Regions from separate parts of the Mus musculus genome. Here region 1 is linked to region 2. A link is a loop called in an ENCODE intact Hi-C map of the cell type or tissue named here. Cell type or tissue: left cerebral cortex. All regions are shown on one strand. Links, peaks and the distances in the headings refer to the core of each region. The heading gives the core; the rest is flanking DNA.

Region 1 (10,333 bases), core at 4,038-8,037, 49 kb before region 2:
CACTCCTACCAACCACAGAGGCTCACAGCTCAGGTGACATTTTAGATTTCCATGCCTGCTCAACCTCCACTGTCCACCTGCCACTGCCACCAGCCACATGGGACTCGTAAGCATTTGAAACGGGTTGGGATTGTAAAATCTACACTAGTTTCAAAATCCAACAATAGACAATGCTTTAATAATTTTAATGTGCATTGTATATGGTCTTATTTTGTTATATATTGGATTAAATAAAATATGTCATTAAATTATTATCACCTCTTTTCCTTTTTTGGGGTGCTGGGGGTAGAACCCGACTTCACACATGTCAGTCAAACGCTGCACTGCTAAGTTGTGGCTCTAGGCCTCTTTTAATTTTGAAATGTGACTACTGGAAATGGAGGCTACTACTGCCAAACTGCTAAAGAGATGAATGGAACAAAATAGATACTCTAAAACAAGCTCCTGTATATAAGAATAAAGGTGGCATTTCAGATCTGTACGTGTAATATTTGAGTATGACTGGAAAATCCAAAAATCCTTATGTGACTTGTTATTATAGTTCACATAACATTTCTCTTGGTTGGAATGCTGCTGGATCTTCTATTTTAAGTAAGTCTTCATGGATGGCAATGGTTCCGTACGTCATACTGCATCCACACAGATGAGGGATGGGGTTATAGCTCAGTGGCAGAGCACTTTCCTAGCACATGCACAGCCCTGGGTCCCTAGGACAGACAAAGAGGAAGTGGGAAAACATTAGAGTCAATGGTAAATTAAAAAGCAGGGCTTGAGGTGGGGTGGGGTGAGGGAGAGCAAGTACAGGGCATGGTGGAGTATGTCTATAATCTTGGCTACTCAGAAAACTGAAGAGGATCAAAAAATTCAAGGCTAGCCTGAGCTATAGAGTGAGTTCAAGATCAGTTGGGTAATTCAATGAGATCCTGTCTCAGAAAACTAGAGGGCTGGGGATACATACACCTTAGCAGTAGAGTGCCCAGAGCTTGCCTAGTGCATGTGAGGCCTTAGGTTCAGTCTGTAGCGCCACAGAGTAGGGGAGGGGCAAATGGGGGGCGTGGCAGTGTACTTCTGCAATCCCACCTCTCTAGAAGCTGAAGCAGACAGGGCACAAAACTCAGCTTTGGCTGCATAGCAAGATGCTGTCTCAATTCCAAATAACACCTTAAACAACAACAAACAAGCAAGGGCCAGAATGATCAGTGCTGTCTTCAATTGTACATGTGAAGCACACACAGGCTTAAGTACGTAGGGAACAAGTCTGTAATGACACAGGAGTTATTGTTCCCATTGCTGGCCTCCAGGGAGTATGTGGAGAACTTGAGAGTGCTGGGTGGGGGTGGGGGTGCAGGTGGAGACAGGACTGTGACCTGCCCTTCCCCTTTGAGATCTTTCAGTACTATTTGCAATGTTAACAAATGTGAGATTTTCCCAATGGAAACCACAAGAACAAAAGTAGATAAAATAGATTCCTATTCCATACATTAAAATAATGTACTAGAATACTTCCTGTAATCAGACTAGTAAAGGAAAAACAAACCACTTTCTATTTTCACCACTGTCTCTATTTGTAAATATCCCTCTTATTTTCCCTTTTCTTACTCTTCATTTTTCTGTCCCTTTTGTTCTCCTCTTCCATTTTTGAAACCCACAAGGCTCTGTGAATGGAAGAGCCATTCCCTTTTTTGTTGGCCCTTGGCTCCTCTCAAGCGGGCTGACCTCTATGTTAAAAGGGTGGAGGCAGGTCTCCATGCCCTTGTTGGTACCACCACCAGCCGTTATGTAAAGTGGACAGCAAGTCTCATCTAGAGAAAAAGCATCGTGCCGAGTGATTACATCACCTGTATATTTACATAGGCCTGCTTAGGGAGAGGAAAATAGCAGCCCACAAAATGATTTTTTTTCTTTTCTGGTTCAAGGGTCACCAGGGATGGGGTAAATGTAGGGGGTGAGATGGCTTGGTCCAACTTTGGGAAACCAATTTAATTGCCACCTGCAGTTGAAAATAGCTAAAAGGGCCAAGCATTCTGAAAAGGAGAACTATAGAGGTTGGAGAAAGGAGACAAGCTCTCCAGTTTCTGGGAAGTGGGTGTAACAAGAGATCTGTTTGCTCTGAGGCAGATGGGAATCGCAGTCCTTAGAGTTTAATTGAGAGAAGGAGAAAAGACAAGAGAGCCCCACCAATTGTCAGCAGATAATGGCTTCTGAAGGGTGGGCCTGCACAGATTGAGAAAGGCAAGCCCTGCTGATGAGTGCGGGGACAAGTGGTGTGGGAAAAATAGCACATTCTTTATGGAGCTCCTTCTCAGTGCACATGAAACAGTCTCACATAAAGAGGGGCCTTGGGTGCCTATTTGAACCCCACGCCTGCTCTGCTTAAAAGAAAGGTTTAAGGAGCTAATGCAGCGAGGAGCAAAAGCTTGCAAAATATGACAATAAATCATTTGCATGAAGTCCCCATAGGAACTCAAATGCATGCTTACCTGCAGTTATGAGACTCAAGTTTGTCCTTGGCCCTTAGCATCCCTTCGTCTTTCAGACCCTCTTGTCTCCTGGCCTCTCAGAACAAAAGCTCCTGGGCTAAAGGTTTGAAAGGAATCCAATTCAAAGAACATATACTGCCCCACCAGGAGATTGTAGACTAAGGAATGTTTTCCACAGCCTCCCTTAATGAAAACTATGCTATTTTTAAAGTAATATTCCATTCAAACCTTGGAAGTGAAGGATTTACCTTTAAAGGGAAATCCGCATCAAATGCAAAGCCAATGCATATCTGGCTTTATTATTCTTCACAAAGGCATATTTTAAAAATGCTAAATGGTCATTGACGATGAAGTCTAGCAACTGATTTCTGGACTGAAGGACTAGCATCATGCTACTCTATATGAGGGACATGGGATCTTAACCAGTGTCCCCTCAGCAGCTTTGGGACTGGCTGCTACTCGAAGTGATCTAAGTCATGCATATACAGTCAGTCAAAATACCTACTGTGTGTTCCTCACCCCACAATCAATCCCCTCAGTCAGTTCCATTGATTCCATTTCTAAAATCTACACATAGCTGATCATTTCACACACTTAGTGTAAATTGCCACACTGGGCAGAAGTCCCCCAAACACTCTGTTCTTCTGGATTCCACCCAGCAGCCACAATCATCTGTTTGTTTAGAGGAACTGAACACAATTTTCATACTAGACAAATATTCTTCCACTGAGCCACGCCCCCAGAACAAGCAGTCAGTTTAGGGAACCAGGCAGAGATAGGCAGGAGACATGGCGGGGGTGGGGGTGGGGAGAGGGGCTGGGGAGGGGGGCTGGGGAAGGGAATGACTGAGAAAAAAAAGCACAATGACACATATATGAGGATGTCACAATGAACCAGTTTCTTTGTATGCTAACCTAAACATCAATAATAAAATCAACACAAATAAAAGAATCCAGGCTGACCATGGTAGTGCACATCTTTAATCCTAGCAACTCTATAGGCAGAGGCAAGAGGATCTCTAATGAATTCAAGTCCAGCCTGGTCCATATAGAGTTTCAGGCCAGCCATGGCTATACATGGTGAGACACTGTCTCCAAAAGTAAAGAAAAAGAATTTGTCTGCCATATTTATCTTCTGCTTGGACTTTGCATGAGGTAATCTTTGACCAAAGTCTGCCTACCCCTCTGATTTGAAACCGTCATGCTAGCAAGGATCATGTCTGATTTTTGCTCACCCTCATGTCCCTAGGTTCGGCTTCATGGCTGGTATAGAGGACACATTTATCTGTTGAATGAAGGAGTGGATTTCCTTTCCTTTCCTTTCCTTTCCTTTCCTTTCCTTTCCTTTCCTTTCCTTTCCTTTCCTTTCCTTTCCTTTCCTTTCCTTTTCTTTTCTTTCTGAGGCAAGGTCTCACTCTGCAGCTCATACTGACCTGGAACTCACTATGGAGCCTAGCCTAGACTTGAACTCTTGGCAATCCTCCTGCCTCAGCCACCTGGGTACAGGGATTACAGCTGTGAGCCACACAAGCCCAGTTCCACAGAGTGAATGGTAGCAGCTAACGTTCTCACTGCACTCTAAAGGTAGCAAACACCTAGCTGATTCTCAGAATAACCCTGCCACGGCCCTTATTTGTCCTCATCTTCCAGGCGAGGAAAGCAAGGCGCCCAGCACTGCGTTCATTGAGTTAATGCAGCTCGCATTGAAATGCAGCTCTGACAGGGTCACAACACTGCCATTCTGGCTCTGTCTCCTTGGAGAACTACAGAGCTGAAGAAAGCGGCGTGGAGTCGAAGCACTTTGATATTTCTTGGCTGAATAAGAGGCCACTTCACTCAGGCCTTTAGGGCCCAGAGGCAGGTCCTGTGGGGACTCCCTGCCAACCAGCCAGGGGAGGGATTCTAAATCAGGCTTTCCTGGATGACTTAGAGAGCCACTGTAACTACAGTGACCTTATTTCTTGAATCAAAAAATCAGGATCCTTAGTCTGACAAAGAATAGAATTCTTAAAACTAGGACTTTTTTTTTTTTTTTTTTTTTTTTTTTTGGAAATCCAGGTCATGGAGTTGCTGTACCTGTGTCACATGGTAGCTACATAATGGGGACTTCTCAGCAAATTCTGACCCAGCCTCTCCAGTTCATTACATCTCAAAGAAAAAAAATATCATAAAAACCAAACTGTTTCTGGGCCTCACACCAAATTCCTTCCGCCTCCTCTTCCCATGTGTTTGTGTTTGCTTAATTACTTCCCTTCCTCACTTGTCTTTTCTGTTATCAGCTTTCTTCCTGGTCTGCATGAGCGACTTTCTAGGTCCTGCTTGCTGATGGCTGCCATAAGCAAGCGGTTGAGGGAAATCATAAGTGAAACTGCTTGGGAACCATGGCAACAGGGCCCATGGCAACGGGGGCCAAGCACTGAGAGACAGCCTTCCCCACCCATCCTGGTTTCTGTTTTAGATCGAGTGGTACTGATAAGGCCGGATGACTCCACTGTGTCAGTTGTGTCATTTAATGAGGCAACACTGCTTTCAAGAGGCAGGCACCATGGCAAAATTCTAGTCCTAGTAAGTGTTGCACTGCTCCTGTTTCACTGGGTCCTGAAGCAGTGGTAAACTCACAGAAAAAGGTGTGGCCACATCTAAGGCTGGATCAAACACTTGCCTCAAGCGCCCTTCTTATTTGGCTCAATGTACTACTCAGAGTTCCCCCAATGGGCACACAGGGTGACAGTCACAAAACTCAGGAGTCACCATCCTTGTGGGCTTGGAAGGCAACAATTATATCATTCAAATGATCCATCCCAAGGGTTTAGTCCAGTGTCTGGGGAAAGCAGACTTCCAGTGAGTCAGAGTGAGCCTCCTCCTGTGAAGATTATCTACCTCTCCAAGGTACCAGATATCCAAGAACTTGCACCTCAATTTCCTATTCAAGGAAAAAAAAAAAGAAACAACTTCTGCCTTGCTTTTCTTTTCCTCTCATTTTAGATGCTGAGCTATTTCAAGCTATGCCAAAGTACCATTAGAAACAAATTCATTTTCCCATATTTGCCCCAGCTGAAGCTTCAGTACCTCCGCAACTGCAGAGGAAGTGCTGTCCCGAACTGGATGTCTGTGTCTTAAGTATACATGCATACTTAAAAAGGTGCTGTGTATGCGCTCACAAATCATAAGCTATTTCATATTGCTTTGTACATTCTGATCCACATCGAATTGTACATAACCTTTTTGCAATTTGCTCTCTTTGCTTCATGGTATGTTTGTGAGAGACATCCATGCTGATATAGGTAGTATTTTCCAGGCAAACTGGTGCTATGTAGTATTCTACTGTTGGAGCATACAATTTTATTTATTATTCTTCACTTACTTTCTCTCTCTCCCCAGCTGCCCCTCTCTCCAGAAAATAATACTGGCAACTGGGGAAGATGACTTAGTGAGTAATGTGCCTGCTATACAAGCAAAGGGACCTGCGTTTGGTTTCAAAGGACTGTTGTAAAAAGCCAGGCATGGTAGCATGTCGGCATTTCCAGTGCTGAAGGGAGGTGGTGTGGAGATGGGAAGGACTAGACAAGTGGTGAACTGTAGGCTCAGTGAAAGATCATGTCTCAAAAGACAAAATAGAGAGCAATAGGGGAGGACACCGACCATCAACCTCTAGCCTCCATATGCATGTGTGCAATATGCACACATACCTACACACGCACAGATATATACCTACATTTCACACATACAAAAATAACCATGTTGTCATAGCTGGGCGTGGTGGTGCACACTTGTAACCTCAGCACTTAAGAAGCTAAAGCAGACGGATTGCTTTGAATTCATGAGCAGTCTGGGATATATAAGGAAACCCTGTCTCAAAACAAAACAAGCAAGAAACCATACCATGCCATTATGAATATTCATAATGTATTTGACATGGTTCATTCATGTGAAAGTTGTAGCATGAATAAGTGGGAACACAATAGCTGAGGGAAAGTGTGAGAGTGTAGCTTTTATTTTATCACTCTGATGATGGAACTCAGGGCCTGTGCATGGTAGGCAAGTATCTATCACCAAGCTATACCCCCCAGGCCCTTTTTGAGGGCAATATTTTGGTGCTTAGCCAATGTTAATTGTCCATGACCTACTAGCTACACCTGCATAAAGTTATACTAAGAGAATACTTGCATGTTGCACAGATAAATGCACAAGGATGCTCACTGCTCACTACTAGGAATAGGGTGACTTTGTTGTTACCCTGTATCCATCAAACAGTGTTGGGGCAAAGAAACAATCAGTGAATGACCTACCTCGTAGAATGTCACAGGCTTTAGAAGAAGGAGGACTAAGAAGGCTTTCTCATCTACCCATCCTATTCTCCTGGGCAGAAGAAATAATTCTACTTCTACTACAGAGCCAGATAGCATGGAGGTAAGTTGTACACGTCTTTGCCTTAGTTGGAGAAAATCTCGCTAATGACAGATAGGTACCAGGCCAAGAGCTCTACATCTGCGAGGTGTCGAAAGCTTAGAGGGAGAGCTTCGCTATGCCATACCACAGTGGTAAACTCACAGAAAAAGGTATGACCACATCTAAGGTTAGAGCGAATATTTGCCCCACACACCTTTCATATTTGCCTTAACATACTTAAAGCTCCCGCAATGGGCAGGCAGGCTCCAGTATGAGGGTGACACTCGCAAAACTCAAGAACACTGGCAAACAGAGGAGATGCCTTGCCTTGTCTCCATGCTAAACAACTAGCAGAAACAAAGGCTTTCCTTTTACTTTTGAAACATCACTAAATAGAACTGTTTGGGGAGCCTGGCTGTGTATTGATTTGGGAAGTCCAAACTTAGCTCAAGACTCATAAGCAGGACTGGAGAGATGGCTCAGCAGTTAAGAGCACTTGTTGCTTCTGCATTGGACCTGAGTTCAATTCTCAGCATTGAAGTTTGCTACTGTCTATAATGCCAGTTCTAGGGGATCATATGCCCTCTTATGACCTCCATGAACACCAGGCATGCATGTGGTGCATATACATACATACATACATACATACATACATACAGGCAGGCAAAATACTCAGTCAGGCACAGAAAATGCATGGCAGCTAACATCTATCTGTAACTCCAGTCCCAGAGGAATCCAATGCCCTCTTCTGGCCTCTGCTGATGCTGCACACAGGCAATGCACAGACATAAATGCAGTCAAAACAACGATGCATATAAAAAAATAGATGAAATCTCAAAAAAATATGGTTAGTGGAATTATGTACAATGCAGAAGAATCTGCATGGCAAAGGAGGTAACCAACAGTAAAGGGACAAAACAAAAAGCATGAGAAAATGGTCACAAACAATGCATATGACTAAAGGTTAATGTCCTTAATTTACCAGTAAAACAAACAAAGCCAGTGCCTGAATCACACACTTCCAACATGGAAGACAATTGGGGCTGGAGAGATGGCTCAGCAGTTAAGAGTGTATACTGTCCTTGCAGAGCACCTGAGCTAGTTGCCATCGATGCTCTGATGAAGTGTATAAGAAGACTGTCCTGAAGCTGAGCACTAGGAGGCTGCCACCATCTTCATGTGAAGCCAAAGGCACCATGTTTTGATATAGGGATGGGGTTCATGAAGCCCCACTTCTCACTGAGGGTCTGTGGGCAGTTAATGGGGTACTGCAAAAGGGGGCTGGCATTTTCTTCAGGAATGAGAGAGGGCAATGAAGAGTGAATGCTCACAACACAGTATCTACAACACGTCTGAAGTTGTCAAAGAACAACAATTTTAAAGGACAGAATCAAGCAGGACATGGCTTGGTACTCTAATGAACTTTTTCTTTAGCACATTGACTTTACTTTTGAGAAGTTAGAAACATTTTTTTTTAAAAAGAGAGGTGTTTTTGAAGTTAGAACATAGCACTGATGAGCTGAGCTGATGGCACGTGGGGTATGACTCCACACCAGGGAAGTTAGGGCGGGGGTGGGTATGTCCAAGGCCAGCTTGGTCTACAGAGTGAGCTCTAGAGCAGTCAGGGCTAACTGACAGCAAAACATTGTCTCAAGAAAAAACAAAAGCCCAAAGCAAATACAAAAACAAATACACAAAAGCCAAAAAAAAAAAGAAAGATAAAAGGAAGGAAGGAAGGAAGGAAGGAAGGAAGGAAGGAAGGAAGGAAAGAAAGAAAGAAAGAAAGAAAGAAAGAAAGAAAGAAAGAAAGAAAGAAAGAAAGGAAAGAAGGAAGGAAGGAAGGAAGAAAGGAAAGAGAGAAAATGGTACAAATGTACATGGATGACGGCAATTCAGGAGACATTGCCATGGGCCAGGGAGGCTATAAGACCAACATTCAGTGAAAATATCTGTAAGCTCAAAGGTATGCAGGCAAGGACAGGCTAGTCAGGAGTGGAGAGATGCTTTCTAGCTGGAACCAACGGGAAGGAACACTCTTCCAAGCTTTAGCCAGATTCCAGATGCTTCTGTAAGATGTCCTAGAAAATGTGCAGTGGATCAGGAATGAGTTGGGGGTGGTACATCAAAAGGAGCACATCAGCCTGACAGTCATGTTCAGAATGGACTCAAGTGGGTCTGAAATGTGGTACCAGAAGATGTCACCAAGATGCTAATACTCATGAGAGTCAGGCCTTGAAGTTAAAGTGAAGGCTTTTTCATGAAAACTTATATGGGGATTGCTTTTTGTCATGCATTCTTTGCGGTATTAATAAAAACAATATAAGCTGGGCATGTAGCTTGGTTGGAAGAGTGCTGGCCTAGTATGCAGGAAGCCCTGGGTTGGATCCTTAGCATAAACTGAATGTGGTGGTATAATGTATGCCTGTCAGTCCAGCACTGTGCAGGTGGAGGTCAAAAGATCTGAATTTCAGGATCATCCTTGGCTACTTATAAAGTAGGAGGCTAGCCTGGAATATGGGAAAGACTATCTGAAAAAAAGGAAGAAAGGAGGGGGGAGGGAAGGGGGAGGGAGGGAGGAAGGAAGGAAAAGAAAGGAGTAAACACCATGTAAAGCCCAACAACACAAGATCACCGAACAACCTTCAGCTAAAGGTGAGAACACCAAAGAACACTAGATGATTAGGTATTATTGCTTAAGGCCCAGACTCTGAAGCTAGGAGTTAACTTGTGGGAGAGTGATAAGCTGCAAATGATTTTTTGTCTGATCACAGTTAAAATTAATTCTGTTCAGCAGGAAAAGTAGTCCCTCAAAATTATACTTATATTATCTTGTAGAACAACCATTTTAATCGTACTTCAATTTTCTTTTCAAGACTATCATATCTATTTCTAAAAATATTTTGTGTTGAGGTGCTAGGCATGACTTCCACCACTTAGCTATATTCTAGTTCTTTTAAAATTTTTTATTAGATGTATCCTTCCTCCTCCTCCTCCTCTCCTCCTCCTCCTCCTCCTCCTCCTCCTCCTCCTTCTTGTGTGAATGCTTTGCCTGCATGTATGTATGTGTTCCACATGTATACTTGGTACCTTAAGCAATCAGAGGACATATCGGATCCCTTGGATCTGGATTTATGTGTAGTTGTGAACCATCATGTGGGCTCTGTATGTGTGTCCGTGCATATGAGTGCAGGTGTCCATGGAGGCCAGAGGTGTCATATCCCTCTGGAGCTGGGAATCACCTCAGGTCCTCTGCAAGAGCAGTATGTTCTCTTAACTGATGAGCCATCATCTCTTTAGCCACCCACCCTTTAAAAGTATTTCTAAGAAGCCAATGTCATAATTAAATTCACAATGCTGTAAAGTGGCCAGTACTATCCATACCTAATTTTTCATCATCTCAGATGAAAACTACATATCTATCAAGCAATAGTTTCCAAGTCTGGGAGTTTACCCACTGGGTGAAGG
Region 2 (10,333 bases), core at 4,157-8,156:
CTGTTGAGACATCTTCCCAGCCTTATTGTGCTCTTCTTGAGACAAGCTCTCTTACTAGGACCTGGAGATCTCACTGTTTAAGCTAAGTTGGCTGGCCAGTGAGCCTTAGGGATGGTCAGGTCTCGCCTCCCTAGCACTAAGATTACAAGCTACATCACTACATACAGGTCTAAGCAGGTGCTGAGTATCCAACTTAGGTCCTCACAGTTGCATGGCAAGCACTTTAGCGACTGAGATATCTCCACAGCTTTGCTCAACTCATTGTAAAGGCTGCATTGTATTCTTCCCTTTTGACATTACCAGAAATGTGCGTTTATTATTTATCAACAACAATAATAAAAGTGAAGAAGTTTGGAAACCAAACCATCTACAGAAGTTAGTCTACACTTGGAATTGGTTTAAGTAATCTGCTGGGTACAGGGGGAGAAACATGACATCACTTTTTAGAGTCTACAGGAGGAAAGCAAACTTTTTGTTTCAAGGTTAGGAGCACTTGAGCTTCTATTAATCAGTTGATTTGTTTTTATCTGTGAATCTTGTAACGATTCTGCTGCCCATTTTCGTTATCTCCCATGAAAGCCTAAGAGCTACCTTTGGGACTCTCATTTATCACGCAGGGACTTCCTGACATCCAGTCTCTTACTACTTCTTTTCAACTCATCCTTGTTTACTCTTTGCTCCATCCTCCTCTTGCATCAAATTTTGGGTCCAAGTATTGGGTGCATCTTCATAAGCCACATTAAATCCTTTTTTTAAATAAGTCAAGGTATATATATATTTTTTCTTTTTTAGCAAACGGAGCCAAATATTTGAGTCTCTGATGCAGACCTCAGGAGGCGTATGGGCAAGACGAAAACAGAAAGATGCCTTAAGAAAACAACAAAAACCTAATTGGAGGTCAATCAATTTTTGGGCTATGTGCGTCAAAGCTGAGGTCTTCAGCTTCTATACTCGAAAAGCAATTTAGCACTCATGTTCCCATGGTAACCGTGCTGGCTGGATGGAGAAGATGCAGTGGCCTGGCCTGGCGGTTGCTGGGGGAACTCTGGCTACTGGCCTCGTGACTTTGCTGGAGTCTGATCGGTTAGAGTCCCAGGACCTTCCATTAACTGGGAGCTCTGGGTTTGGATCTCACTAAACTTGCCTAAGAGAGATAAAAGGAGGGGAGATGGGGTGGAAGTTCCTTTGCACTTTGTTCCTTCTTTGCTCCTGCTAATGAGACAGCCCACTGGGAGAAGTACCTCCCTCAAGCTTTCCCTTTTCAAAGGGGCTGAAAGAGCTGGGGGGGGGGGAAAGGGGTTGACCTCATTAGCATATTTGAGACTCCAATCCAATTGATTGATTTGTGCCTCCAAAGAAAGGTTGTGGTAAGCGAGGGGTGGGGAGGGATGCCTGGAAGTTAGAAAAGAAACACTCTACGACACATGTGACATCACCTTCCACACTCTAGGAGATTACACAGGAGTACTTCTCCAATCTGGGAGAAGGCTTAGACTTCTCAGCATAAGAATCACAAAGGAAAATGTTACCATATGCGATATCATCTTTTAAAAAAGTTAACACACCCCCAACATACAATACCCTAGAAATCACAGTAGCAAGCTAGGAGAGAATGTCTGCAGCCGAGGACAGAAAGGATTACTACCTTTACTACACAAAGAGCTTTAAGCAATGATCTCTATGACAAAAAAGGAAAAAAATACATTTTATTTTTCAAAGTACAAAAAAATAAAAATAGCGCCGAGAGATCAGAAGAGTCCCTTTGTCCTTTGAAAGGGAAGCTGTTAGGAACTGCAGGCGGATCAGCTCAGGCTCCTGCTAAAGTTACTGGAGGCTAGGGCTACAGCTCAGTGGTAGAGCACTTGCCTAGCATTGCAGGAGGGCTTTACATCCATACCCAGTTCTCCCCACCAAGAAAAGAAGCCCTGGAGAGAAAGAGTGTGCAAATGTTCTTGTTGTTCTATTGGGAAGTTGCAATCTGGGGGTGGGGTGGGGTGGGGAGGGGCTTAGGAATCTTATTCTACTGATGTAAAAACAATCGCTATAGAATAGACTATAAAATGGCACCAGAAGCCGCCATTGACATGGGCAGGTAGGGAACTCTGGTAACACACAGTGCATAGAGAAATATTTGACTTCATCCCAGCATGTCCTTGGGAAGAGGACTGCAGAATCACCAGATTCCCCAACCCCTGATACTTACTGCATAGTCTGAACTAAGGTAAGCAGAGGCTCAATGAGGCCACGCCAAGAAGTCCTTTACTGCTGTTTTTGCTCACACGAATTCTCCATGGTGCACCCTCTCAAAGGCTCAGGAGAAGCACCTTGTAGATAGTTGTCTGTCTCAAGCTCTTATTCTGACAAGGAGAGACAGACCTTGTCTGTATGGCTGCAGTTACTAGGAAGGACTATTAATTTCTTGACTCTCAGTGAGTTGACGATAGAGAAGAGTCCCCTCAAATAAGCAGAGGCACTTACTACAAAGGGTCTCCAGGCCCTGTTGGAGTTTGCGTGCTCTGCATGTTATAAAAGAAACAGCTTAGGAATGGGCTTTGAAGGTTCTATAGGAGTATATGAATTGGGATGAGCATAGGAACCGGAAGTGAAGGAAGGTAAAGGGGAGTGGGGAGGATCTCGCAAGCACTGTTTCAGCTCCACTTGGCTATGATTCTGATTTGGTTGGTTGGTTTTGAGACAGGATATCACTATGTAAGCCCTGGCCTGCTGGAACCGGATAGGTAGACTAAACTGGCCTCAAACTTACAGAGATCCTCTTGCTTCTGACTCTTTTTTTGTTTTGTTCTGTTTTGTTTTTTTTCTCCCGAGACACGGTTTCTCTGGTTTCTCTGTGTAGCCCTGGCTGTCCTGGAACTCACTCTGTAGACCAGGCTGGCCTTGAACTCAGAAATCCACCTGCCCCCCCAAGTGTTGGGATTAAAAGCGTGTGCCACCACCGCCCAGCCTGCTTCTGACTCTTAAGTGTCAGATAGAAAAAAGTAGCCACCACCCCCTCAGGTTTGGTTGTGACTCTGAATGTTGCCACTGCCCTCAGCAATACCACTGTAAAATCATAGACTTTATATGGTCTAGACAATGGCTCCCCTCCAATCCTAAAGTGGAGGGATACTCTCCCTTCCCTTCCCTTCCCCCACCAGGCAGGAAACAGTCAGAAACAGGATCTCATCACATCTCTGTAGCTTGGGACTTTGTACATAAAAATCAAGCCTCCTCTTGAGAGGCAGGCCCCTTCAACAGGTGCTAATAAGAGAGAAATGCTTCTCTCTCAGAGCTGCTGCCTGTTAGGAAATGTCTAGGGAGAGGCCATGGGGGGGTTCCATCCTTGTTAGGCCAGCTCAATGCCAGAACCAGACAGAATGATAGCTTGGAAGAAGCCCTGCCTGCCTTTTCCATTTGCAACCTGGAGGGGGGCCTCCCTTCTGCACAGACAGGAAACAACAGGCCTGAAAGCCTCTGGGCAGGAGCCCCAGCTGGTTAGGTTAGGTCAGGGCATCCTATATTCCCAAGGAATGGCTGAGGGACAGGGGTCTAGTGGCCCGAAAGGAAAAGAGTCAGAGGGCTGCCATGCAGCTAAGACCCTGTGCACATTCCCCTTTCCTCCCTCCCCTCCACAGACTATCTCTAGCAGCCAAGACCCTCCCCTTTTCCAAAAATCCTGGGACCTCCCAGGCTACTCTGAAGCCTAGAGATCACAGGCTACTCCCAGCATCTTTGTGCTCTAGCTAAGACATGGCTTTCTTTCCTCAGTTTCCAGTCTTCCAGTGCTTTGCCTGCCATACAGCAAGCTCATTCTCACCTCTACTTGGTGCTGGGTGCAGGAGACAGAAACTGTGAGGGACTATCTAGCCGCTCCAGTTCTATGTACCTCAGAGGCTTTTAGGGGCCAGCCTCCTCAGAGGCTGCTAGCCAAGCACACATTCTCTCCTCCCTTCCCATCTGAAGTGTCACACTGCAGCACCCTCACCTGGCTGAGCAGCTGCTCAACATCTAACCAAGCAGGCATGGAGCAGACATTGTTTCCTTTGTTGGAGGCATGGTCATTCACAAGAGAAAATGAGACCCATGTTGGCTAAAGCTGCTTTTCAAATTTGAGTCAAGAGGCTTTGCATCTGGTTTGTAGAAGCCTGAGGACCAGTAAGAAAGGAAGAGAGCATAGAATGAGCTTGTCTGGATGGTGTCAAGATAAAGTATCATTGAGGCAAGGCTTGGAAATCCAGTGGTCTTCTTGGGTGGGAGGGAAAGAACGTGACTAGGTGTGACCAAAGACGCACAAAGGTGATAACGGGAGGCGACCATAGTCAGAGGCCCACTGGAAAGAGCTGGGACTTCCTGACTGTGTCCTGGGGCAGGGGAGGTGATACTGGCAGTTTGCCTGGACCAATCCTGCAGAGGTCTTAACACCAGCTGGGGAACTAGATCTGGACGTGCTGTGCTGGGGGAAATCTGAAACAACAGTGACCTGGTGGTGTGGGGGAAAGCCAGACAGGAGAGAACTGGCTAGGAGGTGGATCACAGGGCCTGGCAGTATCTAGGACATTCCACCGATGGGAGGAGAGTGCAGGATGTCAGTACCCAGAATGTTTTGTTTTGCTAGAAAATATCATGGGCAGGCTGAGGGAGGAGCTTGGTTGGTGGAGCTTTCAGGGCATGCACAAGGTCCCCGGTTTAAATGCACAGCACTGCAACATCACAGGCAAACAACACATGTTAATACTTGTTCATGTTGGGTGTGGTCATCTTTTCACTTTTCTCTTGGCATATTCTAAGGAAAAACAAAGAAAAGAAAAAGGAAAGATGAAAGACAGAGAACTGGCCATTATCCCATGTAACAAATATGACCATGCCTCTTTTATTTTCACTTTAAAAAAAGATTTATTTTATGTATGTGAGTACAATGTCGCTCTCTTCAGACACACCAGAAGAGGGCATTGGATGCCTGAGCCACCATGTGCTGGGAATTGAACTCAGGACCTCTTAACTGCTGATCCATCTCTCCAGCCCAAAACCATAGCTCTTAAAAAACATTTTTTAAAAGATTTATTTATTTTATTGTATGTGTATGAGCGTTTCCCTGGTGCCCAAGGAGATCATAAGACCGGTGTGGGCTCCCCTAAAACTGGAGTTACTGATGGTTGTGAGCTATCATGTGAGGGCTAGGAACTGAACCCAGGTCCTCTGCAAAAGCAACAGGCGCTCTTGGCCACTGAAGCTTCTCTCGAGCCCCAAGTCCATGTCTTTTACGGAAGTAAGGAAGTAGGAAGAATAATAGGAAAAAATGACTGACTACACAGGTCTTAATGAATGCCGTATCTCAGAGGTTGAGCTCTCAGCCACAGTTCCACTGACCTGCCTTTGCCGACTCAATTGAGAAAACAAGTGCATGAAAGCTACCCCAGGAAGAGCACAGTGCCCTATGGCTCTTGCCAGGCCAGGATACAAAAGCAAAATTTACACATGTATTCCCCACATGGAATACCAGGGGTCCTGGCACCGAGGCCAAAGCAGCAAGGTCCAGCTTTTTTTTGGGGGGGGGATGCTTCTGAAAGGGAGGAAGAGGGGGGCTTCCATGGTACTTGAGCAAGAAAGAAGGATGGTGGAATCAAGGGGAGGGGGTATTGCTAGAACTATACCTGAAGCTCCGGGAAGATTTAGTTGTTCTGGTTTTGTTAATGGCCTTGTGCCCAGAAGAGAACCATGCAGGTGCTTAGTACACACAAGCCCAGTGACTGAAAGAGGACAGTGAATGGCCTGAGGGGAAGGGAGGACACCTGAGTGTCCCAGCTCCATGTCTATATCTTGGTTGTTCATGGAGTAAAAATTTCAGATGTGCCAAAGCAGGTATTCATGTTTCTAGAGAATTCCTACCTCTACCTGAGGTAGGGGCTGGGAACTGGGGTCTGGGGTCTGGGGTCTGGGGTCTAGGATAGAAAGATTGGCAGGAGAAAGGGATATGGGACAGTAGAGAAGTGAGCTTCAATGAGCCTGAAGGCTCAAGCAACACAAAGTCTGTACAGAGACAAAGAGGTGTTGAGAATGGGGTTTAGGTAAGCAAAATGGACATCAGAGTTAATAAGGAAGGGATGGGATCTGGCCTCCACTGCATATCCTAGAGACATGCGATAGATGCTTTTGAGAGAATTAGAACAAAGCATCCTCAGGACATAGGACTACTGGACCCTGGGCTTCATCTCAGCTCCCATTGACTCAGGTGCCCTTGCAGGGGGTAGCTTGCACAACCCTACACAGCAGCTCTGACACCAAGACTAGCATTCTGAACAGTTAGGTTCTTTCTAGTCTCCCATCATTTAGCAGCTGACAACCACCTATTGGGGACACTGCTATTGTCTTGGTTGCTGTCTCTGGTTCCCAACTCCTGCAAGTCCACCTTGCCCTGACCACAGCAGGACTTTCTCTGGCAGGAAGATCTACAGAGCCAACAGAGAGCCATTAGTTCTCCAGTGTATTCTATTACCCTATGTACAAAGACTGTGTATTCTACACCTCAGTTAGGAATGCTCAAGCTTTCGTACCCTTCCCAAGCAAGTCAAGGGGAAAAGACAAGAAGCCACAGGCCAGAAACAGGCTGCTGCGCCTCCTGGTGTTACCTAAAGGAAATGCTCATGACATTTCTGTGGTACTATGGAGAAAACCCCCTCTTCCTATAGCAGAGCTCCTGGGCATGTCCATGTATGGTAAATTGTGGGGATGCAACAACTGTACCTCCACAGGATTCTTGCTGGTATCTTTATCAACCTTTTTCAAGCAGCAAAGTTTGGAGACTTCAAGAATATTAGTGGCCTATGGACAGGAGCTCTGTCACTGTGCACAATCCCAACAAAGTTACTTAGCCTACCCTTCCTGACCCTCTTTTACTTGAGATGGCAGCTGCCCTCCTTTTTTGAGATAGGGTTTCAACATGGTGCCCTGACTGTCCTGAAACTCACTATGTAGACCAGGCTGGCCTCAAACTCACTTAATCTGAGCATCTGCTTTTGCATCTGTATCATGAAGAGAAAATTATATCTCTCTAATAGGGTTGTCATGAGGACTGAGTTAATCAAATATGTGTTTAGCTTGGTACCTGTCATACAGCAGATGCTCAATAAATGTCACCTGTCATCATGAATATGAGGTACAAAGACAACGAATCAGTATGGACAGCCAATTTGAATATCTGTGACAACAGGATTTGTCCCACAATGGGGACCCTCCAAAAATTGACTTTTGAAGCCCCCGGAGCAGAGTCCTTTGTTAGGCAGTTGGTGGCCTTGATTCCTGACACACTTGGCTTCCCCCTTATTTCCCTTAAGCCTATTTGCTCTTGTACTGATGTAAATGAACCAAGCTGTCCCAAGGGCTGCTGGCACTAGGAGTTGGCCCTGGCACCACCACCTTGCACCATAGTGTGAAGAACACATTTTTCCATTCCCTGCCCCGCATGCTGAGTCTCATGACAGCTGTGAGAAATCTGGGATGGCCTCCTGGACTCCCTGAACCCAGTCTTCAGGGACAAATATTGAGCTAAACAATCTTCCATGGCACTGGTCTTGGTACTGGTGACTAGGATATAGACCTTAAGAAAGGCCCCGGAGTGATTGACTCCTATGTCATCCAAGAGCTGCTGGCAAATGTCCCATTCTTAAAACATTTCATGCTGTGACCATAGTCATTGCTTCCTGAGAGCGTACAGGTCCTGGAAATCGGGCAGAGCAATTCTCTCCCTAGTTTTGGTGGCCTCACAGGGACCATTTATGGACAGCCTATGTATAACTGATAAACACCAGCTCCCTTCTCCTTGCCAAAAACCACTGAGAAAGAAAGCCTAACAGAGGAGAGGGACAGACCCTTGGAGGAAATGTGAGAGTTCCTGGCATGGTCTCAGGATGGTGAGCAAAGAGGACACAGAAGTGAGATGGGGGGCTGGGGTAACCAAAACCAAGATCACATTTCAACTTTACAACCTCGTGCACATGCATTACATTTCAATTTTGGTGAAATAATCTCTCTCTCTCTCTCTCTCTCTCTCTCTCTCTGTGTGTGTGTGTGTGTGTGTGTGTATGTGTGTGTGTGTGTGTGCATGTGTGTGAATGAGTGCACTGGGGAAATGTTGTATGGCTGAATTCTGCCCCCAGCTTCCCTAGGGCTTTTAATCTCAACTCTGCCATTAATACATGTGTGACCAGGATGGAGCTTCCTTTTTCAATTAAACTTTTCTAGAAATGCCCTCAGAAGCACACGTGTCTCCTTATTAATGTCTGAGATGTTTTTAAATCCAGTCGAGATGAACATGGAAATCAACCCTCACAGCAGTGGACACTGTTTGCAGTGCTCCTTGGACCGCGGGCATTAGGGAACTATGACCTATCAGGGTTGGTTCACATTTTCCAAGAGTTGGGCCTAGTTAAGCGGGAAGAAGGGCTTGTACCGTCTGGACTGCAACAGGCCCAGATCAAACAAAGGCTACCATCTAAAACGAACTTTTTCTTCTCTAGGGATTTAAAATGGCCATACATGTCTTTTTGCACAATGCTCTGACCACAGGTCTGCAGGCCACACAATTTGCGTTTACAAAAGTCTGTTCAACTGCTTTAGTTTTCTGATGTCACGGAGAATTGGCAAGTTCCAGGGACACAGGATAAGCCCCTTCAATGACAGGTAAAAACCACCTAGACAGAGCAGTAAGCACTGCCCCCCCTCCTTCCCTCCCCCACCCTACCACTTTCAGGAAGAAGTCTCTGTTCATGACCAATGAGAATCAAGGATGCTTCATGGCAACAGAGGGGCTCACCCACTATTGGTCATGGGATGTTGCTAAGCACTTTCATTGGTCAATTCTTGAAACTCCCTGGGTCCTGCATTCCTAACCTTTTAAGGTGATCGGACTGTCTTTGCTGCTGGTCCTGCCCTCAACCTTATCTGATAGGTAAAAAGACAGTCTCTTCGACAACGGCTGGCAGCCTGTCCTCCTCCACGAGTATTGAATGGCTCTGGACTGGACAAATCCATCTTGAAATTGTGAACAGCTGGAAGGTAATTCTACATACATAGAAGAAGAATGGACCCGGCCAAATACTGGAAAGTGGCAGAAAGTTTACACTTTGTAAATCTTCAGTGTTCAAAGCAGAGAGCAAAGGACTGGCTGTGCCTCCTGAGGGCTGCTGTGAGAGGCATCCCACAGCACTTGGCCAGTGTGGATGCAAGCTGGCAGTGTTTCTTATCACGAAGGAATCTGGTCCAGGCCATCTTTTTCCAGTGCTAGCAAATGCAGAAAGCTTATTAAACTTGAGAGCCTGCTGGTGCTAATAAACTGGCAGAGCCATCTGGATTCTGCTCCCAAATCCTGAGCTAAAAATTATGCTCCAGGGGCATTTCAAGGAGAGAGCATGCAGAGCAAAGGTGCGGGGATCACCTTGGCATGGTGTTCCTGCTCCTTGGTGTCTGTGATACAGACCAAGCCCCTGTTGCTGGCTCAGAGGAGGATTGAGACGTAGCAAATAAACAGGCAAGCCTGCACCAGGCACCGGCTACTCACTAGCATATGTCTTTTTCCGTTTCAGCCCAAACATCATTACCAATTTGGTAATGTTCTCGCTATCATCAAGGGCGTGCAGATGGGAAAGCCAAGAGGCAGACAGGTTACATGACTCATCCAAGGTCACAAGTAAAGAGGAGGGGGATGTTGTGCGCAGATGCTTTTCTTCTCTTCCCCCCCTCCTCTTTACTTGTGACTGCTGAACTGATATGAGCAGCTTCCTCGTGCTCTCACTATCAGGCCTTTCCCTCCACGATACACTCTCGAACCATGAGCCAAAAGAAGCCCCGTCTCTCTTAAGTTGCTTCTTGCCCAGTATCCAGCTGCATCAATGAGACAAGTAGTGAATATAACCAGCCGCCTTGAGTGCTATATGTAGAGACAAAAAGCCAGTTGAGGCCCGTAGATCCCACAGTGCCTTCTTTACTCTTGCACAAAGATTCAGCCATCCTGACCAGCACGTGGGTCAAGGTCCTTTGTTCCTTGACCATCCCCACTCTACAAAGGATGTACATCCAGTCTTGAGCCTTAGGTGACATCTGGGGCTCCTGAAAGCCCACCTTTCAGTTTGGGGACTCCCCTTATTCCCACAGGCTAGATGTGTCCTGTATATAGACGATGACCTGTTTACCTATTGCAAAGATTATGCCGTGCTCTCCAGATAATGCCATCTGTATCAAATTACACTTGAGTTTTCTTCCTACATATCTGGCTCTTGATATTTTATACAGATGGACTCTCATGCCATGGAATGACTATAATTTAATTTCAGCACCTATTTTA

The links. Hi-C counts contacts between places; a loop is a spot of excess contacts. Peaks named below come from ENCODE experiments on the same cell type or tissue, not always from the same donor. Only the 100,000 strongest peaks of a DNase experiment are listed, where the experiment ranks them.
Region 1: a loop joins it to region 2, with 5 times the contacts of the local background. A loop is called at or near these places in 4 of 42 quality-filtered maps.

The regions. Positions count from the first base shown.
Region 1 is chrX:102,026,586-102,036,918 of GRCm38, reverse strand. All of the region lies in intron 1 of Nhsl2 (NHS-like 2), which reads right to left. Among named protein-coding and RNA genes, the nearest start is that of Rtl5, 40 kb to the left of the region's middle. In left cerebral cortex, for the core only: no CTCF peak of the experiment used is centred there; DNase peaks (open chromatin) are centred at 4,268, 4,915 and 6,082.
Region 2 is chrX:101,977,931-101,988,263 of GRCm38, reverse strand. The region is part of intron 1 of Nhsl2 (NHS-like 2); the gene reads right to left. Among named protein-coding and RNA genes, the nearest start is that of Gm25828, 70 kb to the right of the region's middle. In left cerebral cortex, for the core only: a CTCF peak has its summit at 6,617; DNase peaks (open chromatin) are centred at 4,493 and 6,600.